Linked DNA regions of Homo sapiens: region 1 is linked to region 2. The links are chromatin loops, found by intact Hi-C in ENCODE. Cell type or tissue: heart right ventricle. All regions are shown on one strand. Each heading gives the region's core, and the rest is flanking DNA. Links, peaks and the distances in the headings are about the cores only. Region 1 overlaps LINC01091 (long intergenic non-protein coding RNA 1091). Region 2 overlaps LOC105377406 (a long non-coding RNA gene).

What was found. A loop is a pair of places that touch in the nucleus more often than their neighbours do. Peaks named below come from ENCODE experiments on the same cell type or tissue, not always from the same donor. Only the 100,000 strongest peaks of a DNase experiment are listed, where the experiment ranks them.
Region 1: it touches region 2 in a loop (7-fold over the local background); 14 of 110 quality-filtered maps call a loop at or near these places.

What each region holds. Positions count from the first base shown.
Region 1 is chr4:123,669,418-123,686,110 of GRCh38, forward strand. All of the region lies in intron 3 of LINC01091 (long intergenic non-protein coding RNA 1091), which reads left to right. Among named protein-coding and RNA genes, the nearest start is that of LINC01091, 28 kb to the left of the region's middle. In heart right ventricle, for the core only: no CTCF peak of the experiment used is centred there; no DNase peak of the experiment used is centred there; H3K27ac peaks cover 2,345 bases.
Region 2 is chr4:124,249,940-124,266,632 of GRCh38, forward strand. All of the region lies in intron 3 of LOC105377406 (a long non-coding RNA gene), which reads left to right. LOC105377407 (a long non-coding RNA gene) reads right to left here and starts at 2,241. Exons shown (of 5, transcript XR_939176.3): 1 at 2,053-2,241. In heart right ventricle, for the core only: no CTCF peak of the experiment used is centred there; no DNase peak of the experiment used is centred there.

The DNA of each region.
Region 1 (16,693 bases), core at 4,249-12,248, 580 kb before region 2:
GGGAGGCTGATGTGGGCGGATCACGAGGTTAAGAGATCGAGACGATCCTGGCCAACATGGTGAAACCCCGTCTCTACTAAAATGCAAAAAATTAGCTGGGCATGGTGGCGTGCGCCTCTAGTCCCAGCTACTCAGGAGGCTGAGGCAGGGGAAGCACTTGAACCCAGGAGGCGGAGGTTGCAGTGAGCCGAGATCGTGCCACTGCACTCCAGCCTGGCAACAGAGCAAGACTCCATCTCAAAAAAAAAAAAAAAGTGTTATCTTCCCTTCCTTTTCTTCTTTTTCTCATTTCTTACGTATAATATAATAATGCTGTGTTTTGAAGGCAAACTTTCAAATGCCTTTGGATAGTTGTGGGGATTTTGCATCCCTTTGCTACAAAACATGTCTTTTAGAAGATGTTGAAGACAAATCCTTCTTTAAAGCCCATTCGTCTATGGGCATCATTGATAAGATAACCAAGGTGATTTAAATAAGTAAAAAGTTATTTCAGTTGGGGCCTTGCATATGTAGAGGGGAAATGAAGAAAGTGTTCTCAAGAACTCTGAATCTCAAATCTCACAAACTCCCCACTCTTCCAGTTTGAACTGGACACATCTGTATGTTAGGCCCTAGATTTTACAACTTTATTGCCTTTTCTTTGGACCAGTTTTATGGGAATGGCCTGTGAAACAGCACCTATGCAGAGTAGGGAAAGCTAACTCAAGATAGAGGCAAAACCAGAGAAATCAGGTGTTTACAAGGAGTCAAGAAAGTATTTACCTTTTAAGAAGGGCAAGAAATTGTGGTGAAAATATACTTGAATATATTGAATCTATATTTACCTTTCTAAGCAGGTTATACTTCTCAGTATATAAACATTTGGAACCGAGGGGTTCCAATCTGCATTTTCTTTTTTTCCCCCTTTTATTTTATTTTACTTATTTATTTATTTTTATTTTTTGAGATAGAGTCTCACTCTGTTGCCCTGGCTGGAGTGCAGTGGCATAATCTCGGCTCACTGCAACCTTTGCTTGGACTACGGGTGTGCGCCACTATGCCTGACTAATTTTTGTATTTTTAGTAGAAATGGGTTTTCATCATGTTGGCCAGGCTGGTCTCAAACTCCTGACCTCAGGTAATCCACCTGGCTTGGCCTCCCAAAGTGTTAGGATTATAGGCGTGAGCCACCATGCCCGGCCCAGTCTGTATTTCAAAGATTTGTCTATGAAATGGAACAGTCACACTAAACATACTGCAGTCATACCAATGAGAAGGCAAAATAAATAAATAAATAAATAAACAAAAAATACCCCCCCCCCAAAAAAAACACCAAAAAACCAAAAAACAAACAAATGAAAAACAGAGAACAAAAACCAACACAAAAACCCAAGAACTAGCTGGTGGATTTGTCATTCTTGTATGAAAATTTCTACTTGCCTACAGTGATGGCTTTCCTGCTTTGGGTTTTTATAGTATTTGGCTTTTTGTGAGATTCGTATATTTAAAATAAAATTTAATATCTATTAAATATTAAAGCTACTTGCTGGCTAGTAGTTTCAATAATTTATTATGTATATCTTGTACAATGTCCTAGTTTCTTATTTTTTGTTTTTCTTAGAGCCTCGTAGAGCTTAGATTAGAGTGAGCTGAGTGAGGCACTCAGCTTGGAGACCCAATTTAAGGGGGTTTCAAATACCTCAATAATGAAATTTTAATGAAATATTTAAAAAATCAAAATTAATGCAAAAAATCCACGATGAACATCTTATCAAAATTTTAAATAAAGACAAGACCTACTCTGCACTTGAACAATTCTGTCTCATTCACCTCACCCTAATCCTGGCCCTGGTTCCAATGAAACTTAGTTTAAAAACAAGCATCTAGCCCCCGGGGCATAGTTTATTGGTTAGAAACAAAATCACATTAAGCTCTTATTGATTACTGCATTTTCTGGCACCCCTTAATATTTTGCATCCTAGTCCTGGTCCTACCTCTCAGCTACCCTTAGAGTTGATTAAATCCCACTGTATTACTTCTATAGGTAAAGTTTATGTGAAAGCTCACAGAGGTGATAGGACTAGCCCAGGTTGAGCAGACAAGAAATAATAGGGTTAAACTTACCATGGTTTTATGTCCTCTATCTTCCCAATTAAATTCCTTGAGGATAATATTTTCGGTTCTTATTTCTTTCTGTTATACAGTGCCATGAGTAAAGCAGTCTCCCCAACCCCTGTACTTGTGATTGTCCTGCTATCTGCCTACCATCAGTTATTTGTGTGACCTTAAAGGAGCTGCGTAGTTCTTGTTGTCTACATGGCATCCCAATTCTGGGTAAATTCAATGAAATAGAAAAGAAAAGAGTAGAAAGCAAAACAAAACCTTTCCCTGAAACTAAAATCCACTTTCATCTCACTTACATAGACAAAATAGCTGACTCAGTATTTGAAATTTTTTTTAATCAACTGGTTTGTAGTGATGTATGGATACAAGCAGAGTTCCCTAATACTTAAGACAGATTCATCTCCTTAGTAGAAGTTAGTAGAATTAATAAATAATAATTGAATGCTGTCCACAAAAGACAATGTTTGAGCTGGTAATTATTAGACCAGGTGGCTAGTGTTTCTTCATTTTCTCAAGAGGTGGGAAAAATATAAGAATTTTCAGTCTAATAACAATTATATAAAATAGCACAAGGTATGGGCAGGGGCGTGTGTGATGGCGGGAAAGCAGTGGGGAGGGAGGAGTTGGAAAAGAGGAAAGCACAGTCATCTTATATGGTTTTTTGGTTAAAACTATGAGAGATTTGTGGGTTTCACATCAGTCAACTTTCATTATTCTTGTTCCCATCTTCTCTGATTCACATGGTTTCAGTTTCTTTTGAGACGTCTTTGGTTCAAAACTTTATGGCCATGAAACAGAGTTTTAAAAACAGTTTAAAATTTTTTTAAATTTTAAAACTGTTTTAAACTGTTTTAAAAACAGTTTAAAATTGACAAAAAGTTTTGGAAGCAATCAGTGAGTTTTGCACAACTTTACTAGCAGTTATTTTTAGTGTGAAAAATGGTGCTATTCTATGATAAACATGGGTTAGGAATGTTTATGTCATTATTATGTAGCTACTTAGAGAAATAAGACCACAGTGTTACATATGTTTGTTGGAAATGGAACTTATTGGAAAGTTAAAAGGTGGAGATTATAATATATATACAATATGTGAGAAATATATTTTTTATATATGAGGAATATATTACATGGAGGCATAATTTCATTGTGTTGAAAACAGCATTTGCTTAAACTGGAGAAGAGATAGCTATTTTGCATTCCACAAATTGTATTTAATATTACATTTAAAAAATGATAACTTTCAACAGTTTGAGATCTCTTTTGAAGCCCAGATATAATTTTCATTGTGACAAAATAGGATGAAACAGGAAAGTTATTGAAAGATAGCGTTGATTTAAAAAAGAGGTAAAAAGTATATTTTCTTGTGGAATCAATTTTATATGGATGGCATAAATTTAATCCTTTGACTTATTTGTCTGCTAATCCTGTGATACATAATAAATTCATAGTTCAATTAATTGGATATATTGTATATAGTGACTCATTTAAGGAAAATGAGCTATCATGATCCAGAAGTATTTATGGGGTGACTAAAAGTTCAAGGTGCTGGCTTTACAACATCAGTAAACAGACTTTATACTTCTAGGAACTTAGATCTAAAATCAAAAAGAGAAAAAAAAGGAAGATGACATCAGAAGAAGGTTAAGCAATCAAAAAGTAATCATGCAAGACACATACCGGATGCAATAGAAACTAGATAATCACTCATTTCACAGTTCATTAATAAATATCTACTGGAGGGAGGAAAGGAAAGAAAATGTTTTGAGTACCAACTATTACCAGGCACTGTAACAAATACTTTATATTCTCTCAATTACGGTGAAATGGAGGGCATAAGGCCAAGGCATCCGAGAGAAATCTGAACATATGAGGAAGAACATTAGCTTTCATTCAGGAGGAAAACACATGAAAAATAGGGAGTAGGTGACTGGGCAGAAGTGGAAGGTTTTTAAAAGGTAATTTTGGAAAGTTGGCTACCTGGGACTGTACTGTGGAGGGCTCTTTAGCACAAGCTCAGGCATGCTCATCTTTATGTAGGTAAGGGAACCTGAAGTGTTTTTCAGCAGAGAGAATGTAAATGGCAGACACGATGGAGCCTGGCGAGCCATGGGGCCACGTGGAGATAGGGGGAGAGGAGAGTGGGCTTGACTTTGAAGACAGCGTTCTTACATGGCTCTATAGAAGTAAGTTTTCTTTGAATAGCCCTGACTAGTAGTGATTTTATTCATTTAATTATCAATAATTCAGAGCCACAAATATTTTCTCTGGCTTGCTGTCTATCTAAAAGCATCTGATTGTGAGAAGTAAATGTCGAATAAATAAAATGTTAAATGTTTAGGATAGGCCAATGTTTAGAGTCAGTTGGTGGTGATGTTCAAGGAAAGGTACACAAGAGTGTTCCTCTTCTCTTCCTCCTATTAAAAACAATTTCTTGAGAGAAGTAGGAAGCAGGAATTTCCTGAAGTGAGGAAGGGCAGACACCTGTGACAACTTGGCAAGCGTGAAGATATTTGCACCCTCCATTTCTGGTCCCCATAAATGCTCTTCAATCACTGCAGGCACGTCTGCCTCCTCCCCTCCACTCACACCACTCTTCTGAAGCTCCCTCATAAAACCCTCCTTTCTTTTTCCTTATCCTTCTTAACATCTTGTGGCTTTTTATGCAATTGTTCACCTCCTCTCACCTCTCCAGCCAGATTTCTCTTAATCATCCCACATCTTAACAGGGGTGATTCTCAGTCATCAACAGTCAGTATGATTCTTATATCATTAACATTCTTGAGAGTTAAATAGTTCCAGGAGATTGAGATCACTTAACTTTGCTAAGACCTCAAAAGCATACTATTTTATCCATAGAATACAGTTTTTGGACTGACTGAAACATTTGCCAAAATAATTAATGAATTATTTCCATGTAGATTACAAGTCTTAGTTTCAGTGTCATCCATTCGGGTAGGTGCTCTCTGACCTTTAGGACAATGTCAGGCCACTTAGTGACATTAAGATGTCTTTTAGTAAGGCACCTTTTACTTCTTTTATAATAGTCATCTCATTTCATATTCGTTTGTACCTCATTGAGGATATAAACTGTGTCTTAGGTATTGACAACTGTCTCTCCAAGATTTAGCCCGGGTATGTGTTAAGAACTCAAAGAATACTTTTTTTTTTTTTGGTTAATTGATCAAATGCTATGGACCTGTTCAAGTTCAAGAGATGCACTTTACCTAATATTTAATCTACAGAGCATCCTTTTTAGATATTCTTGCTTTTGCTTTATTTCCTCATTCATGCATCTAATTCCCACTTTCTCTTCTAGGCCATTTTTCTTTATAAACTTTTTTAAAAATATCACTCTATGAGCATTACTATGTGCAGCTAAGGAACAGACAGCAAAAAATCTGTGCTGAGCTATGCATGTAAGGCTTGAGGCTTGGCTTACAGGACAGTTAATCTTTCGGTCTTGGCAAAATTTCAAATCACCATGCATCTTGGGCCTTCAAATTTACTCACAAATTATTGGTACTACAATCTTTAATCTTATACTTTTCATATTAAATGCACTCTCTTCAGATTTTTTTTTCTCCTGGGAAAGTCAGTGGCTGCAATTTTCACCTGTGTATCTCTAAACTTACACCGCTAAGCCTATTCTTTCATGTGAATCCAGCCCCACATCTGATGGCAGCAGGATATTGGCTTTGGTTTGTGAAACTTAACACCTAAGGATTGTAGCATAATGTGGACATGGTATAGGGAGATGGGAGAACTGGCTTCTAGACCTGGTGGGGCCATTAACCCTCTAAGTGAATTTGGAGAATTGACTTCACCAGACATTCGGAGAAACCCTGAAGACTCCCTGCAACGCAGTTTTCTAACCAGCCTGCTGAAATAATTCTGAACTCCGCTTAGTGTTTTGAATTGCTTTGTGTTTCTATTTGTACCAATCTGACATGGTAGTAAAACAAGGTGTAGAAGAAGCTTTGGCCCTGACAGAACCAAGCAAAACTGAGATATGTCTCAAGTTTACAAAAGTCGGTGCTGCTGCCGGGAGCCTTCATATTTTACTTTTCTTCAACTCAAGCCTCTTGAGAGAATGGCCTAGTTAGAATAATATTAATCTAACACAAGTAAAAGAAAAATGAAACCAACTGCTTTTCTTTCTAAGCCCACAAAGAAACAGTAACTGGGCTTCTCTGGAGAAACGTAAAGTCAACCTCAGATGTGCTCACAGGCTGGATGAAGCCTAGGGGAAGCTAGGGGCTTAAGTGGTCACTTGAGGGGTATTCTTTTGAAAATTGTGTGGCTGAACTTACTTAAGCCTCTCTTATAGGAACAGCCACCCAGGAGAGTTTGTAACATAAGGGCAACCATACCATATTGGGAGACAAAATAACAATTTTCTTGATGAAGTACACAGAGCAGAAAGATTTGTGCACTAGTCAACTTTCTTTTTTCATGCTTAAAGGGAAAATCAGTATTTCATATTCATGGTTTCTGATGTAACATTTTGCTAGGACAGTCAGAAGGGATTAATACTATTTGTTGTAAAATATCCACAGTGTTATTTTTATAAGGATAACCAGACTGAGGATGATATTCTTAGGTTCCACCTGGTTTTCACACTTTTGGTGAAGTAAAATTTAATTGAGTTTTCAAAGGTAGGAAAATATTCTATTGCTGGGAAATATAGCGTAAAGGATTTCTGCATGCTTCCTCTGGGTTTTTCCTGTGAGCTTTAAATTAGGATTTTCTGCCAATTTTCTGGCAGAAGCAGAGGAGACATAGCAGTTTTGCTGATGGTTTTGATTATGAATTGTCTATATGGCATCAATAAAAATAACTAGAACTAGGTCTGATGGGCACTGAACTTGCTTAAAATGCTAATAAAAATTATAAGAGAAGGGAACGAATCTTAAATTTTAGATATTTTTTCTTATAGTCCATATGGAAAGACCATTTCTGTTAAAAGTACAATAACTAGAGAAGAATATGTTCTCTTCAAAGTGCCAATAAAAATTCAAAATGTCATTTTCCAGTGCAATTCGGCCTGAAATCAACCTGTTTTATGGTAATTATGGGCTCTGGCACCAGAACATAGCAGAGCTTTAGAAACATTGAATGAGTGATTGAGTCCAACCTCCATAAATGTGAAACATATGAAATGATTTGGGTAAAGTAAAAACCAGAGAGCGTTGTCACCCTCCCTACCTTGAGCTATGCATAAAGCTGCGTTAATGTAGTGGAGTAGTCATATCAGAATGAGGGAGAGGGTGAGAAAAATATTTTCAGAACAATAGAAATAGCATTTGAAAAGCATCTTATGTGGTAGAGGGGAATTTTCTTGTAAAGGTATAAACTGTGAGAAAGAGATGATGATGCCCAATGTGGGCAAAAAATGCCTTTTCATTGGCAAGATTCGGGTATATCACTATGAAAAGAAAACCATATATATTTCTTGTAACTACTGCAGCGGCAGGCATAAGGACCCGGTAATGCATCATCATATGCTACATGGCAGCTTATCAGGAGTGGCTACTCGAGCCAAGAGAAACGTGGCAACACTTCTTACTTGCTTCTCTTTTGCAAGCGTAACCTGAGCCCCTTGTGATACAGGTGTCTTGGCAAAAGGATTGCCTTAGATTAGTTTTAGCCTGTAAAACGGGAGAAAAATAAAAGCATTTCAATCTTATAGTGTTCAGATGTCCCAAATTATGGACCCAATAGAGTAGTGGCTGAATCTTCTTAAGTATTATTTATTTTTAAACAAATGTTTGAATAGTAATATAACCATTAAAGATACTGAGCCAGTAGCAAAAAAAAAAAAAAAAAAAAAAAAAATTCTTCCTACAAAGAAACCTCAAGGACCACATTTGTTTTTTAACTGAAGAGTTTTCCTAAACTCCTAAAACAGTAGTAATTAAAATACTCTGCAAATTATTCCAAGGCATATAAAAAAGGGGAAATCAGTTACTCATTTGTTGATTCTAGCATAACCCTCATACAAAAACCTGACAAAGAGAATATAAGGAATGAGAATGACTGATTAGTCTCATTCATAAACATAGATGCCAGATTCTTAAACAAAATATTAGTAAACCAAACGTAACATTGTATTTGAAAAAACTTCATGACCAAGTTGAGATTTTTTTTTTTTTTTGTAAATGTAAGTTGGGTTTAGCATTAGGAAATCAATTAGTGCAATTCCCCATACTAACAGATTAAAAAGTCAGACAACCATTTCGATGAGAAAGAAAAGGCATTTGACAAAATTCAACATCCAATTGTGGCAAAAACTCTTAGCAAATTGGGAATTGAAGGCATATTCCTGATAAAGGGTATCTGGAAAAAAACTGTTCTAAATATAATTCTAGATGGTGAAATATTGAAAACATTCTGAATATGATTGGGAATAAAACAAGGGTATTTTGACATTGTACTGTAATCTGAGGTTAGTGAGGCAAGAAAAATAAATACATTTTATAAGGATAGGAAAGAAGAAAGACAACTGCTATTATTTGAAGATGATTTAATTGTGTATCTAGAAAAATTCCCCCTAATTCAAAGCTAAATTGTCAGAGTTTATAAGATAGCATTTAAAGATTGCTGGGTATAAAATCAGTTAAACATAAATTGTTTTTCTAGAAATCAACAACAAACAGTTAATAAGTGAAATTTAAAATGCCATTTACAATCATGGGAAAAATATCAAGCACCTAGAAATAAGCCTTACAAGCTTCAGCCAAGATCTTTATGAAAAAAATATGAAATTACATTGAAAGACATAAAAGATCTTAATAAAATGAGGCATTTGTCATGTTCAAGGATTGGAAGAATCAAACTTTCAATAGGTTTTGTTGTTGTTGTTGTTGTTGAAATTTCACAAGCTGATTCTAATATTTATGTGGAAGTGCCAAGATGCAGATTAGCTAAGATTTTTTGATGAATAATGTGTGATCACAGTAGTTAAGTCAGTGTGGTGATGGAAATAAACAAATCGATCAGTGGAATGAAAAAAAGAACTCAGGAATAAACCCATACATACATGGGTACTTGATTTATAAGAGAGGGTTAATGGCCACTTAGTAGGGAAAGGATATATTTTTCGGAGTTGTGCTGAGATGATGGGTATGAAAAATGAAATGAATATTACTTCATGCCATGCACAAAAAACATTTCCAGGTAGATTAAAGACCTGAATCTTTAAAAGATTTAGAAGAAAATATCGGGGAATTCTCTGTCTCTCTCTTATTTTTCTTTTTCTCATCTTTCTGAAAGGAGATTTCCTATTGGTAGAGAATTCTGTGTTGGTGGTCTTTCAGAATTTTGAGTTTATTCCATTGTTTCTGTTGAGATTTCAGTTTTCATTCTTACTGGTTTTTGAAGGTTCTGTCTTTTTTCTTTGCTTTAAAAATGTTCCTGCCCTTTTTGGCTTTCAGGAGTTTAATAAATTGTGCTCCAGAGTGCATATATTTCTTTGTACTTATCCTACTTGGGGTTTATGCTGCCTTCTAAATCAGCATATTAATTTTTAAAAATGAATTTTGAAAGTTTCCAGCTATCGCCTCTTCAAATATTTCTTCTGCCTCATTCTTTCTCTCATCTCCTTCTGGGAATTTGATTATTCCTATTTCAGGCTTTCTCATAATATCCTATGTCTCCTGCCTTCTTCTGAAATTTCCATTATTTGTCCCTCCGTGTGTGTGTGTGTTTTGATATTTCTTTCTGATATATCTTCCAAATTCTCTTTTGAGCTTTGTCTAATCTGCTATTAAAACCTCTCCATTAAATTTTAAATTTGGGTTATTCTGTTTTTCAGGTTTATGTTTCCATTTGGTTCTTTTCATAGATTTCAGTTTTCTCCTGAAATGTTCAATTCTGTTCTTGATCTGCTTGGGAAAAAGAAGTATAGTTATTTTCAAGTCTATGTTTGATATTTCTGATATAAGAAGTTCCTGTGGGAATGTTTCTCTACTCCGTTGTTTCTGCTGGTTTTCATTCATATGTCTTGTATCCTGTATGTTTTGAAAAAATTATTTACTAGACATTGTAATTATAAAGTATTTTTTCTAGAAACAATTCTAGGCCAAGGAGAATGTTATTTTTCTCTATAAAGTTTTCTTCTCCTAGGCATCTGGGGCCACTGTTATTCTAGGATCTTCTCAATTCAATTTCGGAAACTGAAATGATTTGACCGTTAACTTTAGTTTCCACAAGGCGTTGTTTCCTACTTACCCATCCTAATTCTGAGAATGCAGCCCTTCAGCATCCCAGTCAAGAAGAGGGATTCCAATGAATCCCTCCCCCTTTGATCACTAAGAATTATGATCTCTGTCTTCTTAGCCTTTCACACTGTCAGAACTAGTCCCAGGCTCAGTATTCTGATTACTTATTTTAAATATAACTGAGTATGGTTTTGCTACTTATTGTTGTATACCTCACATATTTGTCTTAAAAACATTTTTTCTTCCAATTATGACACTTAGACACATTGTTTTGTGTTTCCTGTTACTACTTTTGTAAATTTGGGCATTAAAATTTTAAAACTAATTAGAGCTCTTTCTTTCCAAATTTGTCAGTTTTGCCATTTCTATTTTTCTTATTGAATTATTAGAGCTTTTTTTTCTATGTTTTGGAAAAAGAGAGGTTTTGTTGTTGTTTTTTACAATAAAAATTGGTTTATACTGTGTACGTTAATCTGTAACTTGTTTTCCTTTTTAAAAATATGTTGTGAATGTACCTCTGCAGTAGTCATTAATATAGTCATTTTTAGTAGCTACGTAGATTTTTCACAATATATTCAACGCTTTTCCTAGTTCTTAGACATCCTGATTACATAATAAATAAGAAAATAATTAATAGTAAATAAAATGATAAAGTACTAATTAATTATTGTATAATACATAACCTAAAGTGGGATTTTGGGGGTAAAAAAGTATATTTTATGTTTTGATTGATAAATATTGCCACATTACTTAAAATTTATTTTATTTGGCCAGGCGCGGTGGCTCACGTCTGCAATCCCAGCACTTTGGGAGGCCGAGGGGGTGGATCATCTAAGGTCAGAGGTTCAAGACCAGCCTAGCCAACACGGTGAAACCCCGTCTCTACTAAAAATACAAAAATTAGCCAAGCATGGTGGCACACGCCTGTAATCCCAGCTACTCTTCTCAGGAGGCTGAGGCAGGATAATCGCTTGAACCCAGGAGGCAGAGGTGGCAGTGAGCTGAGAACGCGCCGTGGCCCTCCAGCCTGGGCAACAGAGCAAGACGCCCTCTCAAAAAAAAATTTTTTATTTTATTTTTAATTGACAAATAATAGTTGTATACATTTATGGAGGCAACATTACTTTAGAAAAAGTATATAGTAATTCATACTCCTCTCAGCAATGTATGAAGGTCATATCTTGGTTATTTCTGTAATATTTTTTCATATTAACCTCAAAAACATTTTTTCAAGTTTCTCTACATTCCCCAATAAACTTGAGAGTTTGTTTGGAATCCCACTAAATTGAAACATTATCATAGGCAGAATTAATCTCTAATCAACTTCTTTTGCAATATTAAATCTTTCACGAGAATATTGTCATGAAGGACATGACCTTGTTCACTGCTGTACCACTTATGCCTATTTTCCATATTTTCAAGCATATAGAAGGTAAATATTTGTCAAATGAATAAAGTTTTTATTTTTCACATATGTTAATTATATATATAGATCTTCACATTTCTGTTTACATTTTTAAAAGATATTTTGTAGTTTTGTTGCTATTATGAATAGGGATATCCATTTGATTTACACTTAAGGTATATTTTTTCAAAACTTTTAAATTTATTATTTAGTACAAGATACAGAAATTTAGAAAATAGAGAAGATTAAGAAGAAAATAAAAATCACCAATTATCCTATCATTGTTAATATTTTTCTGTATTTTCCTCCAGTTCTACACATACACACACTCATATATGTATGTATAATATATACACATATAATATGTATATATTATATATTATTATAATATGTATTATATATAATACATATATGTATACATATGTATACAATATCATATATAATACAAATATACAGTTTAATGAGCATTATACATATCATTAAACATATATACCTATGTGTATATATATTATGTAATCAGGATAATTTATAATGTATAATGTATACACATATATAACATATGTGTATATATTTTGTTAAACCTATGTTCAGTGTTTTGGGGGCCTTTTTTACATAACAAAGTTTCATGAGCATTATACATATCATTAAACTTATTTGAAACATAATTGCTTTAATGGTTACATGCAGTTCCATTATTTAGCTATCTTATTATCTAACTCAGGAGTGTGCAATCTTTTGGCTTCCCTGGGCCACATTGGAAGAATTGTCTTAGGCTCCACATGAAATGTACTAACACTAATGACAGCTGACGAGCTAAGAAAAAAAAAATTGGAAAAAAAGTCTCATAATGTTTTCAGAAAGTTTACAAATTTGTGTTGGGCTGCATGGGCTGCAGGTTGAACACACTTGATTTAACTATTCTCTGATAATCAGACATTTGCAATGATAAGTTCCTCATTTTTCATAAAATAAATAAAATAAGTACTACTGTAGTATTACTATATTACACTGAAAATTTTAAATAAAAATATTGTGTATCTCTATTATCTTTTCTAATAGACTCAGAAGTATAATTACTGGGTTAAAGTCTGTGGGAAAAAATATTTTTGAGACATAGTCTCACTCTGTCACCCAGGCTGGAGTGCAGTCGTGCAATCGTAGCTCATGGCAGCCTTGACCTTCCAGGTTCAAGCAGTCCTTCTGCCTTGGCCTCCTGAGGAGTTGGGACTACAGGCATGCACCACCACACCAGGCAGATTTTTGTATTTGTTGTTACCCGGGCTGGTCTGTGAATATTTTTAAAAATCATAATTCACATTGTCAGTTTGCTTTTTTTTTTGGAGATGGAGTTTCGGTCTTGTCACTCAGGATGGAGTGCAATGGCGTGATGTTGTCTCACTGCAACCTCCTCCTCCCGGGTTCTAGCGATTTTCCTGCCTCAGCTTCTCGAGTAGCTGGGATTACAGGCATGTGCCACCATGCCTAGCTAATTTTTGTATTTTTAATAGAGACGGGGTTTCACCGTGTTGGTCGGTCTGGTCTCGAACTCCTGACTTCAGGTGATCCACCCTCCTCGGCCTCCCAGAGTGCTGGGATTACAGGTGTAAGCCAACACACCCGGCCTGCCAGTTTGCTTTCTAGGAAGCTTTTGCCAACTTGCAATCTGGCCCAGCAAAGCATGGGAGTTTCAGTCTTCCAGCACATGTACCAGGCTTCGAAAAAGTTTGGCACATCTGAATGGGTCCCAAAGGCCTCTTGTTTTCATAATAATTTGACTTTCTTTGATGATTAATGAGGTTGAATTTTTTTCATAACTTTATTATTTGAATTTTCCCTCATGTGCATTCTCTTTTTGTCCTTTGCTCTTTTTGTTTTGTTTCCATTATAATGTTCGTGTTTTTTATGTTCTGATTTTGTAATGGGGAATATAGCTACCAGATGAGTTCTTACTGGCACATTTTCCCTACTCTAATGGATAAACATATTTCATTAATGGCAGGATACCAGCTTTAGGGAAAACTAGTTATTATTTTTACTTCCACTGCCATTGGTCCTAGGAATTTTTTTTTTTTTTTGCATTACAACACTTTCTAGTTATGCTGTACTACTTACTGTAATGCTAAGTATAGGCTATTATATTCTTTAGCCGCATTATCATTTGGGTAGTGTCCTAGCTGAAATGGGATCTAAGGAAATGATATTTGCAATATGTTTTGCTGTTACGAATTGAAAAAGAATGCCTATATATGCAGCGAATACTTATTTTGTAAGTTTCCACTTTTCGAAAATTTAATTGAGTTGTAATTTACTTACAGTGACCTCTTCATACCTTCAGTATACCATTTAATCAGTTTTAACAAATACTTATCAAGACCCTAAATATTTCTACTTTTTTGCATTCTAGTGAAGTCTAATGGAGATGCATTGTTTAAACCTTTGTCTTTATTTCAACCTCATTTTTGATGGATATTTTCACTGAATATAAAATTCTGGTTTGATAATTTTTCTTCCTTCATTACCTTTTGATATCATTTGGCTCTGTGTCCCAACCCAAATGTCATCTTGAGTTGTGACCCTCGTATATCAAGGGAGAGACTTGGTGGAAGGTGATTGGATCATGGGGGCAGTTTTCCCCACGCTGTTCTCGTGATAGTGAGTGAGTTCTCATGAGATCCGACGGTTTAAAAGTATGGCACTTCCCCCTTCCTCTTGCCACCATATATGACACACCTTGCTTCCCCTTCACCTTCCGCCATGATTGTAAGTTTCCTGAGGGTTTGTCAGCCATGTGGAGCCAGAAGCCAATTAAACCTGTTTTCTTCATAAATCACCCAGTCTCAGGTAGTTCTTTACAGCAGTGTGAGAACAGACTAATATACCTTTAATGATATTACTCTATCGTTGTGGCTTTTATTGTTTCTGACAAGAGGAAGGTCTAATTCTTATTTTTGGCCCCTGTATAAATATTTCCTTTTTTTCAGGCTGATGGAAGATTTTCTGTGTCCTCAATTTTTAGCAGTTTAGTAGTAATTCCCTAGGTCTGTATTTCTTGGTATTTTTCTGCTTGAGGGTATCTGAGATTCTTGAATCTGTGGTTTGTGGTGTTTCATGAATTTTGGGAAGTTCTTGAGCATTATATCTTCAAATATTTCTTGTGGTTCCTCTCCCCTCTCCCCTCTCTTCTGTCTCCCTCTCCGGCTTTCCACGGTCTCCCTCTGTTGCTGAGGCTGGACTGTATTGCCGCGATCTCGGCTCACTGCAACCTCCCTGCCTGATTCTCCTGCCTCAGCCTGCCGAGTGCCTGGGATTGCAGGCACACGCCGCCACGCCTGACTGGTTTTCGTATTTTTTGGTGGAGACGGGGTTTCGCAGTGTTGGCCGGGCTGGTCTCCAGCTCCTGACCTCGAGTGATCTGCCCGCCTCGGCCTCCCGAGGTGCCGGGATTGCAGACGGAGTCTCGCTCACTCAGTGCTCAATGTTGCCCAGGCTGGAGTGCAGTGGCGTGATCTCGGCTTGCTACAACCCCCACCTCCCAGCCGCCTGCCTTGGCCTCCCAAAGTGCTGAGATCGCAGCCTCTGCCCGGCCGCCACCCCGTCTAGGAAGTGAGGAGTGCCTCTTCCTGGCTGCCACCCCATCTAGGAAGTGAGGAGCGTCTCTGCCTGGCAGCCCATCCTCTGGGATGTGAGGAGCCCCTCTGCCCGGCTGCCCAGTCTGGGAAGTGAGAAGCGCCTCTTCCCGGCCCTCATCCTGTCTAGGAAGTGAGGAGCGTCTCTGCCTGGCCGCCCATCGTCTGGGATGTGGGAAGCGCCTCTGCCCGGCCGCCCCGTCTGGGAGGTGAGGAGCATCTCTACCCGGCCGCCACCCCGTCTGGGAGGTGAGGAGCGCCTCTGCCCAGCCACGACCCCGTCTGGGAAGTGAGGAGCGCCTCTGCCCGGCCGCCCCGTCTGGGTAGTGAGGAGCGTCTCCACCCGGCTGCCCCATCTGGGAGGCGGGGAGCGCCCCTGCCTGGCAGCTGCCCCATCTGGGAGGCGGGGGGTGCCCCCACCCGGCTGCCACGTCTGGGAAGTGAGGAGCCCCTCTGCCCGGCCGCCACCCCCTCTGGGAGGTGTACCCCACAACTCATTGAGAACGGGCCATGATGACGATGGCGGTTTTGTCAAATAGAAAAGGGGGAAATGTGGGGAAAAGAAAGAGAGATCAGATTGTTACTGTGTCTGTGTAGAAAGAAGTAGACATAGGAGACTCCATTTTGTTCTGTACTAAGAAAAATTCTTCTGCCTTGGGATGCTGTTAATCTATAACCTTACCCCCAACCCTGTGCTCTCTGAAACATGTGCTGTGTCAAGTCAGGGTTAAATGGATTAAGGGTGGTGCAAGATGTGCTTTGTTAAACAGATGCTTGAAGGCAGCATGCTCTTTAAGAGTCATCACCACTCCCTAATCTCAAGTACCGAGGGACACAAACACTGTGGAAGGCTTACAGGGTCCTCTGCTTAGGAAAACCAGAGACCTTTGTTCACGTGTTTATCTGCTGACCTTCTCTCCACTATTGTCCTATGACCCTGCCAAATCCCCCTCTCTGAGAAACAGCCAAGAATGATCAATAAATACTAAAAAAATTAAAAAAAAATATTTCTTGTGCTCCATTTTCTCTCTCTTCTCCTTCAGAAACTGTGATAAGACATGTGTTTTAATACAAAATCGCCAATAATTCAAGGCCAATTATTCTATCTACCGTAGCTATTTACTTAAGGTACAATATATGGCCATCCCTTAATCTTTCCATATTTTAATGTCTTTGTCTATAAAAGAGAAAAATGCTATATCTATCTCATATATATCTCATAATGAAAATTAAATGAAATAATGTATTTAAAGCACTTAACCTACAGTCCACGCCAAGATACATGGGTATTTAAAAAATTAATGTCACACATTATTGGTCTATGGCTGAATCAGTAG
Region 2 (16,693 bases), core at 3,540-11,539:
ATTCCTGTTGTTTAAGCTCAAAAACAAACAAATAAACACCAAAAACCTCTATCTTAGAGCTAAGGGTGGCTAATAGATTTTGACCAGCAAAGATAAATCAGTAAATTTGCATCTTAAAAAACTAATTTGTAATATTGAAATCCAATTGAAGGTAGACAATACCAATACAGCAATATTTTTACCATTTTATTTTATTTCTTACTAATCCTATAAAAAGATGAGACTGAATTCTTGCCTCCCTGTCTCCTGAATTCTTCCAATCAACTCAATTAGGGCCATTTAGTCTTACTTATAGGTACTGACATCTCTCAGATTTATAGTATATAGCTCTAGTCTTCTTCATTTATTCAACTCAATAATGTATATAATAAATTTACTCAATCCAGTATTAAGTGCAGCAAACATCTCAGAAGTGAAAACTGAAAGAAGGAGCGGGAGGAGGAGAAATAATTAGAAGAAATAACAAGGTGTAAAATGAAGTGGGAAAAATGACTTACTCATGGGATGTACACCAGGATGAACCTTAAGGTAAACAATGGTCCTTCGGTGACAAGGATGTGTCAGTGTAGGTTCATCATCCATAATAATTGTTCCACTCTGGTGAAGGATGTTGGTAATGAGGGAGGCTAGGCATGTGTGGGGGCAGGGAGTATATGGGAAATCTCAGTTTGGCTATGAACTTAAAACTGCTCTAAAAAATAAAGTCTATTTTAAAAATACATGACAAATGGGAGAATATTTAGCATGTAATCTGCAGGATGGGAAGGAGAGATCTGAGAGGAATGTGGAGGAGAGTATCTCAGAAGGAAAAATCACATGCACAAATATATCAGTGCATTCTAGGAATTAGAGGACTGCTGTAGTGCTAGAGGTACAAAGTTAGAAAGGCCAGGCTAGAAGCCATGCTGCAGGGGAAACTGGATTCTATATGCAAGGAGGAGCCATTGAATTATTATATTTTTACATAAATAAAATACAATGGAAGAATTAAAATAAACTTGACTAGTATCTCTGCAACCAAACATCAAATCAGTCTTGTTGGTCATTCGATTTAGACAGTATTCTTATGAGGAGCATGTTTACTCTGTATTTTTTTCTTCAGCTCAAGAGATTGTACTTTTGCATTTTTCTTCATAATCATTATCCTATTCATAGAATCAGTAATTAGTGAAATTAGTGAAAACAACATTAGTAATTAGTGAAAAACAAGAGTTTGGGACACTTTTATTCATTTAATCTTTGTTAATTGAGAACATACTATTTTTATAGTATGGGGTACTACTGTGGAAGAACATATATGCTGGATTCTGGGGATAAAGCATTAAACAAGATAGAAACCACCCTGGTTCCCGCTGAGCATACAGCCAAGTGATGAATGACAAAACATAGTAAATCTGGGTTTTCCTTTTTCGAGCTATGGATGGCTTTGGCCAAGTTATCTATAGTTCATTTCATGAACAAACATGGTTATTATAATATTTAACTCCTAAAGGTATAGAGAATTGGAGTAGTATACATAAAGTACCTAATGGAACATCTGAAACACAATATTCATTAAGTAAATATTTTATTAAAAGTTGATATTACTATGATTAAATACTTGTCTCATATGAGTAGTGAATATATAGATTTTAGCCATAATATTGAGTGACTTTGATATTTTAATTACCTTAACAATTAAGGGGCCTTTGTGCATGCATGGGTGTGTGTGTGTGTTTGTATGTGTGAGAGAGAGATTGGGAAAAAGAGGAGAGACTACCTCTTTAGTTTGCGTCACGAACTAAAATAGTCCCTATTCTCAAGTGGATAAGAAAAGAGGCTCTGGTTTTAAACCTTCCAAGTTTGAATCCTGACTTCTACCATTTATGGCTATGAGAACCTGTTCAAATTGTTTAGCTTTTCTGTGGTCCAGTCATATCACATGTAGAAAAATGTTGCTAATAGCTATCTCTTAGGGTTTCTATGAGAATTGCATTAGGTAATACATGTACAGTGTTTAGAACACTGCCTGATATATAAGTATTCAATTCTATTACTGATTCTTATTCTTACCTCTCTGGAGTTTCGGTCCTGATTTGTTTTCCTAATTATTATCTGGGACCTGTAGAAATACAAAAATTGGATGGGTTTTTATGTATAATGTTGACATTTTCAAAAAATGTTAACAAAAGACAAATTATGTTATTGCTATGGGGAAAATAACTACCAGGACTTGTTTTATACCTGTCTAATCAACCAATGTTCCATAGCCAAGGTAACAAGTAAAACTCAGAACTAGATTTAAATCTGTCCAATTGAGCAATGACAATTTGCTTCAGTGAACATGTCCCTGAAGACCAGTCAGTTAGTACTAACTCATGCCTTGAAAGTCACCCCACTGACAGTCAACTCACTCCAGCGAACATGTTTCTAAGGCTGACATGGAACAACTATTTTGAAAAATAATAAACTAGGCTTCTAAGATTGACAACCCACCCTGCCTCTACAATTAACACAAAATATGATTCTACAGCTGATATCAATCCATTCTTGCTCCCATATAAACACAACCTGAATCAATCTCAAGCTCTTCCCCAGCACCCTATGTAAAATTAGTAGTTTGCAATGCTCAGTGAGGCTTCATCTGATCAACGTAGCTCTTTTTTTTTTTTTCACTTCCATCAGCAATAAATCAAGCTTATTGATTTGAGTTTTGAATAGAGGTCTCTCTTTTTTTTTTTTTAACAATGTAGTTTTCTCCAACAGGGTAATATAGTATCTTTGACCAATAAATCTACCCAGCCCTTTTGTACGCCAGTTTCCTTTGTCCTTCAGATTTCCTGCCAGGTGCAACTGGTTCAACATGATCTCAACTCTAACTTATTTCATTGAGCTCTTATTACAAAATTTATGTTGTTATAATTTGTTGCTAAGTAGTATTAGTATATTAGATGCTTTGGTTTGGTGGTGCACTATTTGTTAAATATTTTTGCCACTAACATGCTGACTTCAGCGACTTGGCTTGCTTTTTATTTTTGTCTTTCTCTTAGTGAGAAAGATTTGTGTCATGGCTTTATATGGATTGTCTTGTTTCTGGTGACTTGAGTCAGGGAGTGGTTCCTAGAAAATGGATGGAGGTATCAGTTGGATAAACCTCCAATGTAGTCCAAACCAGCCTAAAAGTATCACTGTTGCAGCCCCATTATGCTACAGGTAATTTATACTGAGATGTTTGATCAAATTGTGTCTTGGCTCACCTCCAAAATCATGAAGAGACTTGCTGTCATGTCAATTTGTGTACAAGGTCACTCTACTTCACATTTCCAGGCCAGTGATTATTGGGTCATTGTTGCACCACCTCTTCCTGGCCTTGGCTTGGGTTGGGTAATGCAGAACATCATTTATAAAAACACAGATGTAACAGATTTTAGAGGTTCTTTTTTGTTTATTATGGGTTTGTCCAAATCAAAACTGCAACATCTTCCTGGCAAAATCTGTGAATCTTTCATAAATTTGTATTATATTCACAGCTGTTGTGTCTTCTTTGGTGAATGTTTTAAAAAATTTTTAATTTATCATTTTGAATAATTTTAATATTTCATAATTACATTTTTAAGAAATTCAGAAAAAGAAAAAATTAATAATATTAAATATGCAATTATCAGTATTTTAATTAATATCCAAAGCCACAAAACCAAACATTGACTCCAGAATAGCTTGTTTAAAAAACTCTCTAGTTCATTCCTGCTCAAATCTTCTGAAATATACTTTCCTTGAATTTCTTCTCTATGCTTACATCCTTTTGCTTCTTATTCTAACTGTTCACATGTGCTATCTTTTCCTCAGCATTTTTTTCTCAGAAAAAGAACAATTGCATTGCACAATATGCCCTTGAAATTATAAGACCAGAAGGCTCATCTATAGAAGCTGAATATAAACTTTGATCTAGAACCAATTTGGAGTTCATAAATTAAGTTTTCCTTTTGAACCTCAGGAATTTAGGCAGAAATTTTCTGAAAAAAAAAAATCAGAATTGCTTTAGGTGCCACCAGCTATGTATCAGCAAGTTAACAGTCATCCTCTCAGATAAGGAAATATAATAAGAATTAATAAGATGAAAAACACTAGGAAGAAATTTTAGTAACACAGCTGTGCATGATTTTAAAAATATTCTTGAAAGAGCAAAAAAAAAATATTTAAAATATATTTCATATATAAGGCCATTTCAGAATTCTCTCCCTTAAAGTAAATTGGACAAAGATCCAAAGTTATAAACAAAATAGAGCTGAATCAGAGGAGATTTTACAATTAGATGATACATTTTCAGATAATATTCTGAAGTAGATAGAAGAAACAAAGTAAATGGAGGGTTTTTTTTCTGTTTTCTTTTTTTTTTAATAACAAGGTTTACATCTAAAATTATAGTAGGAAACTGCTAGATGCACTCCAGCATTTGCTGACATTTTCAATGAGCCACAGGTAAAGTAAACAAGCTAAAAATTAAAATCAATTATGGCTACCAGCTAGATAGAACCACCAGCTCCCAAAACAAAAATAAAACCAAAAGATTCTCTGATCCTTAGAATTGAGAACCTAGGAAGAGACACAAGTAGAAATGACAAAAGAAGTACTGTTAGAAGAAAGAACGTTCCACACTTGCTAAGAAGTGGTGGGTGACTATCCAAACGCTGCCCTATGATTTCACTCCAAGGGAGAGACTAGTGTTCCACAATTCTGTTTTCTTCTAAACTCCCAAGGGGAAATATCTGTAAATTGAGATGGACATTAATACATCTTTCTCATTAATATGGGTGTTAAATATTTTATTAATCCAACTACCACAGAACATTAGAGTCCTCAAAACTAAACTTTCAAATTATCTAAAACTCATGAAATTAAGCAAATTGACTTTGGATGGCTCATAAACAACCGTAATAGTAATGGTGTAGTAATAATAAAATGGAACAAAATATAGTTTTGCTTAAAGTAAAAATGTATGCTTGGCCCAGAAGATAGTAAAAGAAAGCTTTGAATGTGTAGAGTAACAGGTAAAACCCTTCAGGAGAAGTAAACATTCTTTGCCTTGGTTTACATAAACCATTCAAATACTGAAAATTTTTACAATTCTAAATCCTTTTCTGCCAACATACAATTATTACTTTGAGATTGCTATTATGAGAACAACACAATTTTTTCCCTTACACAAACCCTGCAAATGTAATAAATAGGTAGGAGTCTACTTTTCAAATAGAATTACCAGATAAAATTTACTGCACAGGAGTTATTTTTAGAAGTTTCATATTATAGCTGATCTGGACATCAGTATACCTACACTATGTATAATTCAAGAAGCAACCAAAGAAGGGGCTCTGATCTCAGAGGCTCCACAGACAAAAGACAGAAAAAGTGGGAAACAGTTTATAAGAATCCAGATAAGTCTTTTCAGATTATTATAAGCTTTAATTTTTCCCAAGTTTTTTTACCTGATATTCCTACAATAGCCTAAGATATTATATACATGCAAAAAGCAAAGGCATATACTGATGATATCCTATATCTTGATGCAATATCCAAGGTTTTTTATTTGCCTCAGAATATCTGTAGCCTGAACTAATTGAAGCAGTTAAAACTACTTTTAAATATGAAGGTTCTACATGTAGTACAATCTCAATTGCTAGATGAAAGCACCAGATTAGTTCATTATTGATTATGAAAGCTTATAACTTTCCATTCATCTTAGCATCAACGTAACTTTTTAAATAAAAAAACTTTATTATTTTAATCAATGAAAAAGAAGCTCACAATTGTGTTTATCAAGTTTAAATGTCCATGTATAGAACAGATATTTTGGATAATCCTGTCTTCATCAGTTCCAGCTGCTATAACAAATTACCATAGACTGGATGGCTCATAAACAATGAAATTTATTTCTCAGAGTTCTGGAGGGTGGAAGTGCCATGATCAGGTGCCAGCATGGTCAAGTTCTGGTGAGGGTGATCTTCTGGGCTGCAGAGTACCCACTTCTTGTAGTGTCCTCATATCGTAGAAAAAGGGTGAGAGGCTCATTGGGGTCTCTCTTATAAGGGCATTAATCCCATTCATGAAGGTTCTACACTCATGACCCCTCAAAGGTCCCACCTCCTAATGCCTATGTTGAAATACGGGTGGACAAAATATATGAAACAACCATATTTTGATAATGGACAATATGAAGAGCAGGACTGTTATCCTTGAGAAAAGGGGAAGAAAAAAAGAGAGCCATGTTTTCCTTATATTTCCCCCTGGGGGCACCTATAACCATATTGTAGTGGAGGGCAAACCAAGCAGAGCACGTCACTCTCAGTGAGTTGAGGAGACAGTGACTGGCATTCAGGGAGGTTGCATTGGTGGGTGTTGCTAGGAGAGAGTAACACAGAGTAGGTGATTATGGAAAAGAGAGTTCAAAAAATCTGTAAGTTTCTCCTTGAAGCCTTGGCTAAATTCTAAGCAGCGTTTTGTCATATGAGACACCATGAAGCCAGGCAAAAAAACAACTAGCAGGGAAAGAACAACTACCAGAAAACTCTAAGTGCAATAATTACAATGGCTTTCAAAGGACTGAGTGATTATTGAGTTGAGTAGAAAAAGCTAGTTAAATACACAGGGTGTTCAGCAGACAGCCCCCAATGGTTACAATTTGATGCTAAATTAGTTCTGGAGTAAAGGCTGTTCCAGATATGCCCTAATAAAGCCTAACATTGAATCTTAGCCTCAAGCAGATCCACAAGTAACAAAACTGCCTGTAATATAAGGTTGAAGGAGAAGCATATCATACAAAAACTCTAATCTACAAAAGGAAATAAAAATATCCAAATGATAAATACAGCAAGGGTTTTATTTTAAAATTGTTAAAAAACAATTGACTCCATAAAGCAAAAATGAATGTAATGTATTGTGGATTTTATAAATTATATAGCTATAAAGGTTTATGACAACATTAGCATAAAGGAAAGAAATGATTTATGAATACTGTTGGAAGTTTCCACATTATAGATGAAAGAATAAAACATAATTTGAAGATGGACTACCAAGTTAAAGATTAATATTATAAATTCTAGAGTAATCACTAAGATAATAAAACATCGTAGCTAATGACTCAATAGAGAAGATAAAAGAGAAAACTAAAAACACTCAATCCGAAAGTACTCAGAAAAATAGAAAAAGAAAAAGAAAAAAATAATGTATATGATAAGTGAAAAAGCAGCAGCAAAATAGTATGGTTAATCCCAATCATATTAGTAATTATATTAAGCATAAATGGTCTTAATTCTGAAATTATAAGGCAGAAATTTTTAGCTGGTTATAAAAATACAAGATATAACTATACACCATCTATAAGAAACATATTTGAAATATTGTTTAAAGACTCAGATAGGTTAAAAGTAAAAGCCTGGTTAAAAAAAAAAAGAGACATACATACACTAGACATACAAAGGTGAAGTAGTTATATTATATCCGACACTGTGGGTTTCAGGATAAGAAGTACCTGACACAAAGAGATATATTTCATGATGATAAAAAGTTCAGTTCATCAAGACAAACCAACAGTCTTAAAAAGACATGAACCCAATAGCAGAGCTTCAAAATACATGAAAGAAAAAATGTATTTAGACATAAATGAAAGGGCATATAGAAGGATCCACAATTATGGTTGGAGATTTCAACACTCTCCTCTCAGCAGCTGATGAGCATGTAGACGAAAAATCAGTGAAGATACAGGAGATTTAAACAGTACTATCAACCACCTGGAACTAGTTGAGATATATAAAATACTTAATTAACAAGAGATGAGTACACATGCTTTTCAAGTGCATCTGGAACATTTACCTAGACAGGCCATATGAAGGGGCATAAAAAGTTCTCAATAAATTTAAATAGTATTAAACATATTTTTGTAACAAAATATTTTGAAACCTATATTGGAAATATTCAAATATTTTAAAATTAAACAGCTGTTCCTGTTTAACTTCTGACTTACCTACCCATGGCTCTAAAATTTTACAGTTAATTAGAAAATATTTTGAATGGAATGAATTTAATATGCAATATAATCAAATCTGTGAGATAATGCTAATGCAGAACATAGAGGAACTATAATACTATAATTGCTTTTGTCAGAAAAGAGAAAAACCTAAAATTAAAGATTAAGATTACTTCTTAAATAGTGAAAAAAAAGAAAGTACAATGTAAACTCAAAGTAAAAAAAAATGCAGGAAATAATAAAAGAAAAAGGTGGGCAGTTAACTCATAAAAAGGCAATTAATACAGAAAATAAATCCCAAAAGTTGTCTTTTACAAAGAGCAATAAAATTGATAAATCTCTGGGTAGACCAATTAAGAAGAATTATCAGTGTGAGGATTTTTAAAATGACATCTGCCAGCTGCAGTGGTCCACACCTGTGTCTCAGCTACTCGGGAGGCTGAGGTGGGAGGATCACTTGAGCCCAGGAGTAAAAAAAGAAAAACTGGACATCATTAGAAATTCAATAGGCATTAAAAATAGTCAGTAAATGTATTATAACCACTCTTCAGAATCAGGACACATCATTCCACAAAATGTTTTTTGGATATCAAGACTGATTTTGCCAACATATACACCAAGAAGTTATGAAAATGCTTATTGCTTATATATAACAAGGCTTTTGGGGGAGATCACAGCAGGCATCCAAGTTATCTGAAAATGGTTTCATTGATCAGGAAAAGGAGGTTGACTTGGAGTTTTTATTGTGGTTGTGGATGGGGCTGGGATTCCCTTGTGCAGGCAGGGGTTTGCATGATTTGGAACTCTCTTTGGTATCAAAAGAGAGGGCATAAAGGCCTTCATATTGGTTTTCTCCCAGATGGGAGACATAAAGGAAAGATAGAGAGGTGAGGTTTAAAAGTTGTCAGCACTCAAATTAAAAAACATAAAGTCAAACTCTTTGTCACAGAAAATTATGAAAACATTTATCCCAATAAATTTTATAACTTGAAATGGACAAATAAAAGATTAAAATAATCAAACATATAAATAAGCAGTAGAAAATCTAAATAGTATATGTATGCGATCAAATTCACAAGTAACACCCTCCTACAAGGAAAACTCCAGACCAGGATGACTTCACTGTTGAATTCTAATAGACATTTCAGGAAGAAATACTACCAATCTTACACAAACCCATGCAAAAACAAAGGAAAATAAAATACTTGTAACTAATTTTTTTGAAGCTAGCATTATCTTGATGCCAGGGCAGACCAAAACATTACAGGAAAACTGCAGATCTCATAAACATAGACACAAAGCCCTTAACAATATTTTAGAAAACTAAATTTAATACTATGTAAAAATGATAACACATTGTGACCCAGAGATGCATATTTGGTCTAACATTCTGAAATAAATCATTATAATTTATCATATTTATGGAAAAATTACAGCTAATGTCATATTTCATGGTGAAATATCAAGTGTTTTCTCCTAAGCTCAAGAATAAGATAATCAGTTCTATTCATGATCAATAGGAATGAGGGGCTTTAGCTAATGTAGTATATAGCAAGGGAAAGAAACAATAAATGAAGAGATTGAAAAAATATCCAATCTTGATATTCAGAAAACATTTTAAAACCTGAGAACTATACTTAAAATTTTTCAGAAACAAAAAGTGAATTTAGTATAGTCAAATGATACAAGGTCAATCCAAAAAGGGAATTGTATTTTACTCTGTAGGAATATTGTAACTATTTATGAATGAAATAATGTAAAAGAAAATATGCCCTAAGTAGCATGGAAAAGTTGAAATATTTAGTATCATTTAATAAAATATCTGTAAAGCTTGTACATTACAAGCTAAATTTATTTGGTTGAGATAAATTAAAGTGTATATATACCTCTTTAATTTATCTCAACCAAAGAATGATGTATCTCTCCATATGTATATATACATATATATGTATTCTTTACACACACACACACACATACACACACACACACACACAGACATCATGTTCTTTGATTGAAGATTCCATCTGATTAGTATGTCAGTTCTGCCTAAACTGATCTACAGATTTAACAAAATCTCTATTTAAATTTCACTTTGTTTTCTTTTTCTTTTTTGGAAATGCACAAGTTGATTTAAATTTATATGAAAATGCAATAAGCCTAAAACAGCCAAAAGAATTTTGAAAATGAACAATGTTGGAGACTTTGCACTAACTGATTTTAAAAGTTCCTATGAATCAGGGTTTCTCAACCTAGACACTATTGATGTTAGGGCTAGATCATTCTTTCTTGTGGGAACTACCCTGTGCATTGCAGGATGGTGGGCAGCATCATTGGCCTCTATCCACTAGATGCCAGTAGTATCCGCCACACCCTCTAATTGTGATAACTAAAAATGTTTCCAGGCATTGCCAAATATTCCCTGGAGTCTAAATCTCCCCCGGGTAAGAACCTCTGCTATAAAGCTACATAATTAAGACAGCTTCATGTTGGTATAAGGATAAAAATAAAGATCACTGGAACAAAATAGATAGGGCCGAAATAGACCAACACGGAATCTATTGATTTTTTTTGACAAGGTGCCACAATAATTGAAGGAGAAAGAACAATCTTTTCAACAGATGGTTTTAGAACGACGGGCTATCCATATGGAGAAAAATACACTTCAGCTGTTACTTCACAGCCTACACAAAAATTAATTCAAAATAGTTCACGGTACTAAATGTTAATACCCCAAAGTCTAAATCTTCAAAAAGAAAACATAGGAAGAAATATTTATGACAATAGACTAAGCAGATTTTTTAGATCAGACCACCAAAGATCAAGAACCAAAAAAGAAAAATTTTATGATGTGTACTGTACCAAATATATTAATTCATGTTCTTATAAAGATGGTTTTAAGAAAATGGAAAGTTATGATATCAGATAGGGAGAAAGTATTCATTACAAAGAACTTGTATCTGAAATATATATTTTAAAATTCACAATACTTACGTGTGAGCATGTATACACAATACATAATGAACTCCTACAGTTCAATAAAAACACAAGTAGCCCAAATTAAAAAAAAAAAACTATGCAAATGACTTGAAGAAACACTTCACAAAAGAAGGTAAACAAATAGCCAAAATGAAAAGTTATATAGCATCATTAGTCAAAGAACTACAATGAAATCAGTGTAATTTCGTTACATGATGAAATGCCACTAACACATTCTAGAATGGCTAAAAATAAAATAACTGTCAATACCAAGTGTCTGTGAGAATGTGGGGCAACTGGAATTCTAATGCACTGCTGGTGGGGATGAAAAGTGGTACAAGTACTTATATAACACAACCAGGCAGTTTCTAACACAGTTGATGAGCTCTTTCAACAAGACCCAGTGATTCCACTTCTAGGTATTTATCCAAAAGATATGAAAATCTATGTCCAACCAAAATAAATGATCCTGGCATAAATACTCCTAGCACCTTGATTCATAATACCTCAAACTGAAACAGTCCAAATATTAAACAACAGGTGAATGGATAAACCAATTGTGGTATATTTATATAAAGAAATTTTCTTCAGTCATACGTAGGTACTAACTCAACACGATACGACATATATAAATAGCAAAAGAAACCAGTCACAAAAGAGTATGCATCGTATAATTCCATCTATATAAAATTTCAGAACTATAAATCTATTTTGTAAAGGAGCAGGTAGGAACATTCTGGGGTGATAGAAACAGCCCATAACTTTTTACTTGGGTGAATACAATTATTGAAAATGTTTAGATTTTATTGTATGTAAATTATATCTCAATAAGGCTGTAAAATAAAAAATAAAATTAAATAAAAAAATTATTTCCCCAAATTTACACGCGACACCATTACAGAGTTAACTAGTTCTCTGAGATATAGCCCTAAGATGGTTTATTTTTGCTCCCTCATTAATTTTTGTTCTTCACAGATGATATAAAATAATAGAAAAACTTAAAAAAAATTCCTAGCAAGAGGTAATGTAGTTTTGAATTTTATTTCTTTTACAATTATGAACATTCTTATTTCCTTATTTGATGAAAACAATCAATTTTATTATCTCGTAACTGAAATAATTTGATTTCTTTAAAAAGGAACTCATTTTTATAGAGTTCTACAACAGCAAGTTGGATAAATATTTTTAATTTTTGTTTTTAGTTATTAGTATTTTAATTTCTATTTTACTATTAATTTCTATTTTTCTAATTACTATTTTAGTAATTAGAAATTAGCTATGATTATATTATAAATATTTGATGTAGCAAATATTTATAATAATCATCATAACTAATTTCTACTCACTGAGGACACATATATCTATATGCTTACACATGACTTTTTAAAAAAATAAGCAAGTAAAGAAATTTGTGCAATAATAATTATCCAGAAGCCACTTGTGCAGTGCTAGCGCAAGCATTTCGTTTTCATTGGTAGAGTTCTACTGCCCTCTCCTGGTCCCTGCATCTTGCATCAATAGGGACGCAGATGGAATCTGGAGGCACTGCGAGACTCCTTGCAAAAGTACACGGAGACTTAATGCTAGAAGAGTAATAACCTCAAAATTTTCCCCATCAGATGATCTCAATTCAATGATGTATCATATCCACTAAAGGAGAAACCTAAGTCTATATAGAGTTAGAATGAACTTCAACTTTTTAAAATGTGAGGTGACCTCAGACATTAGATACAGTACAACCTCCTTATTTTATTGAAGTCAAATTTGAGGCTCCCAAAATTGAAGTGCCTTTATCCAATTAAATGCAATGAGTCAGTGGTGAATCCAGGAATAAAATATAGCATTTGTGTTTATTCAAATGGAACTAGGCGAAAGTTCACCTCTGCTGAACGCATTATTACAAACAATTCACATTTGTAAAAAACCAGATAGCAGGGAGTAATATGAAAAACAACACATACAAATAAGTTTCTTTCCTTCTCTTATTCCTTTCTTCCTCCTTCTTTCTGCCCTGCTTCCCCTTTCCTCCCTCTTTCTCTCTTTCTTTTCCCTTTCCTTCCTTCCTTTCCTTCCTTCCTTCCCTCCTCTTTCTCTTTTCCTTCCCTTTATTCTTTCTTTCCCTTTCTTTCTCTTTCTTTCTTTTTCTTTCTTCTTTCTTTCTTTCTTTTTCTTTCTTCTTTCTTTCTTTCTTTCCTTCCTTTCTTTCTCTTTCTTCTTTCTTTCTTCTTTCCTTTCTTCCTTTCTTCCTCTGTATATCAGAACACTAATTACTAAAGACACTGGTTATAAGTTATGGTGACAGCATGGAGGAAAGGTAAAATTCCTGGGCTTTGACATTAGATGTGTGTTTTAATGCCATTTCTACCATTGATAAACCATGTGATCATCATGTAATCACACTAATGCCTTAATCAGTAAATTGGAGATGGAAATAATGGCACTATATTATACAGGGCTTGTGAGTATTAAGGCCATAAGTGCTTGGTTTTAATTATTTAAAAAATAAATAGTATGAATAATTATAAGAATAGAATTTGTGCAAGAATTTAGAGTGATTGTGTATGTAATAAGTTCACTCTAACAATGAAAATGGAATGCTAGTACTAGCACTGCAAAAGTTGCTTCTGGATAATTATTACTGCATAGATTTCTTTACTTGCTTATTTTTTGAAGTCATGTGTAAATATATAAGTATATACTAATAAACATAGCGAGTTTAATAAAATATAGGTAGTAGTGCTATCATTCCTCCTACTATGTTGCGATTTCATTTTAAAATATTATACTTATTATTCAATATTTATGTCTGGCCCAACATTTGATATGTAGTGTATTTTATCAAATTTATCCTGAAACCAAAGTAAGATCTATAAAATTTGGAAGTAGTATGATTTAAAGATATTGAGAACTTCATTCTTTTATCCAGCTCAAAACTAGTGATTCCATCATTGATATCTTAGTGGATAAAAGTCCCAGAATATCTTTGGATGAAATACTGAAAATTTCACTTTAATATCAAGTTTTGTTAGGGAGGAGGAACACAAAGCCATTTTATTTTTATTGCTGTATTGTAAACATTAACCAGGTAGCTTAAGGAAAGCAAGGCAGGAAAGGCGGCAATGGCTCTGTTGGAGTGATGGGCAAGCAGCTCAGCTCAGACCTTGGGCTATTAGGTGTGGTCTTTGCCACTGGGCGTCATTGCTTCTAAGCCTTTCAGCCAACAAAGCAAGAAAGATCATGTGTGTATACAAATGTGTTATATTTATATGTAGCTGCTATGGTCTGAATGTTTCCCTCCGCATATTCATATGTTAAATACTAATCACCACAGTGATGGTATTAGAGGGTGGGGCCTTTGGGAGCTGATTAGATTGTGAGAACAGAGCCCTCATGAATGGAATTAATGACCTTGTAAAAGAGGGCCCCGAGAGAGCTGCCTTGCCCCTTTCACCACGTGAGGACATAGTGAGATGTCTGCATCTGGGAAAAGGGCTCTCATCCATAACCTGGCCATACTAGTGCCTTAATCTTAGATTTCCCAGCCTCCCAAACTGTGAGAGAAATTTCCGTTACCTATAAGCCACCCAGTTTATTGTATTTTGTTATAGGCAACTCACATGGACTAAGGCAATGTCCGTCGGTATCTATATTAAGCTAAATATGAGTATATACTGATGTCTCAAACTAATTTATAACCATGTGGATTATCCTAGCCTCCTACCCTTGCTTATCTGTAAATTCCCACTTCAACAGTGAAAAATCTGGCTCTCATGACCTGCTATCCCTTTGGTTAACTGTTCAATTCCAGGAGCATATGTACCAGTATTAGAGCTGTTAACCTATATCTCCACAGAAAAAAGGTTGTCAGCTAGAATGGAGTGCTTATGCCCATTTCCTTCTGCCTTAAATCTTACAGACACCTTTCATTTCCAAAGATACTTAGGTCCACATCTCTTGCTCCTATTCCCTTCAGTCAGATTGTTTCATACATTTATAATATATTCTCTTATCACAGTCTGGATGCCATCTGGGCTCCCCAACCCCCTAAATGATTTGTTTTTTTTTTACTTTGCATACATTAATGTTCAATCTTTGTACTGTAAAGCTCTTTGGGTTTTGATAAATGCATAAAATCATGTATCCAACATCACAGTATTATACAGAATAGTTACACCACCCTAAAAATCTCCTGTTTCACCTCTTCAACCTTCCTCTAGAATCCTTGGCAACCTCTAATCTTTTTTATGTCTCTATTATTTTGCCTTTTCCAGAATGTCAACTATTGGGCAAACAGTATATAATATTTTCAGACATGCTTCTTTCACTTAGCAATGTGAATTTAAGTTTCCTTCATTTTGTTTTGTATTTTGATAGCTCATTTTAAAATCCCCGAATAACATTTTATTCTATGGGGGTATCACAGTTTATTTATCCACTCACCTATTGAATAACATCTTGGTTGCTGACACTCTTCAGTGATTATTAAGAAAGCTGCTATAAACTTTCATCAGCAATGAGTGAGATTTCTGGTTGCCCCATATCCTAGTCAGTATTCGGTATTATCAGTTTTTTAGATATTAGCCCTTCTAATAGTTATGTAGTGGTAATTCAGTGAGGTTTTAATTTGCAATTCCTTAGTGACTGATGATGTTGAACATTTTTTCCTATGCTTATATGCCATACGTAATGTCTTTAGTGAGATGTCTGTTGGATCCATCACTCATATTTTAATTGGGTTATTTACTATTGAATTTTAAGTGTTCTTTGTATATCTTGATACACCTTTATCAGATATAGTTTGCAAATATTTCTTCCCAGTCTGTGACTTCTTTTCATTCTCTTACCTGACTCTTTAACCGTCTATTCTGTCTTTTGCAAAGCAGACATTTTAAATTTTAGTAAAGTCCAACTTAATTTTTCTTTTGTGGATCATGGCTTTGCTGTTGTATCTAAAGACTCATTGCCAAACCAATGAGTCATATGGTTTGAGCCAAACCAAAGACTCATATGCTAGGTAGATATTCTCCTGTGTTTTCTTCTAGAAGTTTAAAAATTTTGCACTTTACAATTATGTCTATGATTTATTTTGATCTAATTTTTGTATAAGGTGTAAGGTCTTTTTTGTTTGTATCCTATTCACACATTGCTGGTGAAAAGAGCAAATTGTTACAATTACTTAGGAAAACTGGCAATACCTACTGAAGCTACATATATTCCTATCTTATGACACAGCATTCCCACTTCTGGACATAGGGCAAGTGAGCATATGTGTTTGTCCAAAGACATTATAATTTTCATAATATAACAGCCTCAAATTGGAAATAACACAAATGCTCAAAAACAGTAAACAGTAACTACAAAAGCTCTGATGAAAAAAACCCAAAGGATATCTAAATAAATGAGGAAATATTCCATGTCCTTAATTAGAAGACTTACTGTTAAAATGTCAGTTCTTCCCAAATTGATTTGTAGATTCAACACAATCCCAATCAAAACCCCAGAAAGCTATTTTTGATATGGAAAGGTAAAAAATCTAGAAGAGCCAACACGATGTTGTAGACAAAGAACAACAAATTTGGAGGACTCGTGCTATCTGATTTGAAGACTTCCTATATTGCTATAGTAATCAAGGCAGTTCCTGACATTGACAAAATAACAGACACATATATAAATGGAACAGAACAGAGCATGAAATAGGCACACACAAATACAGTCAAC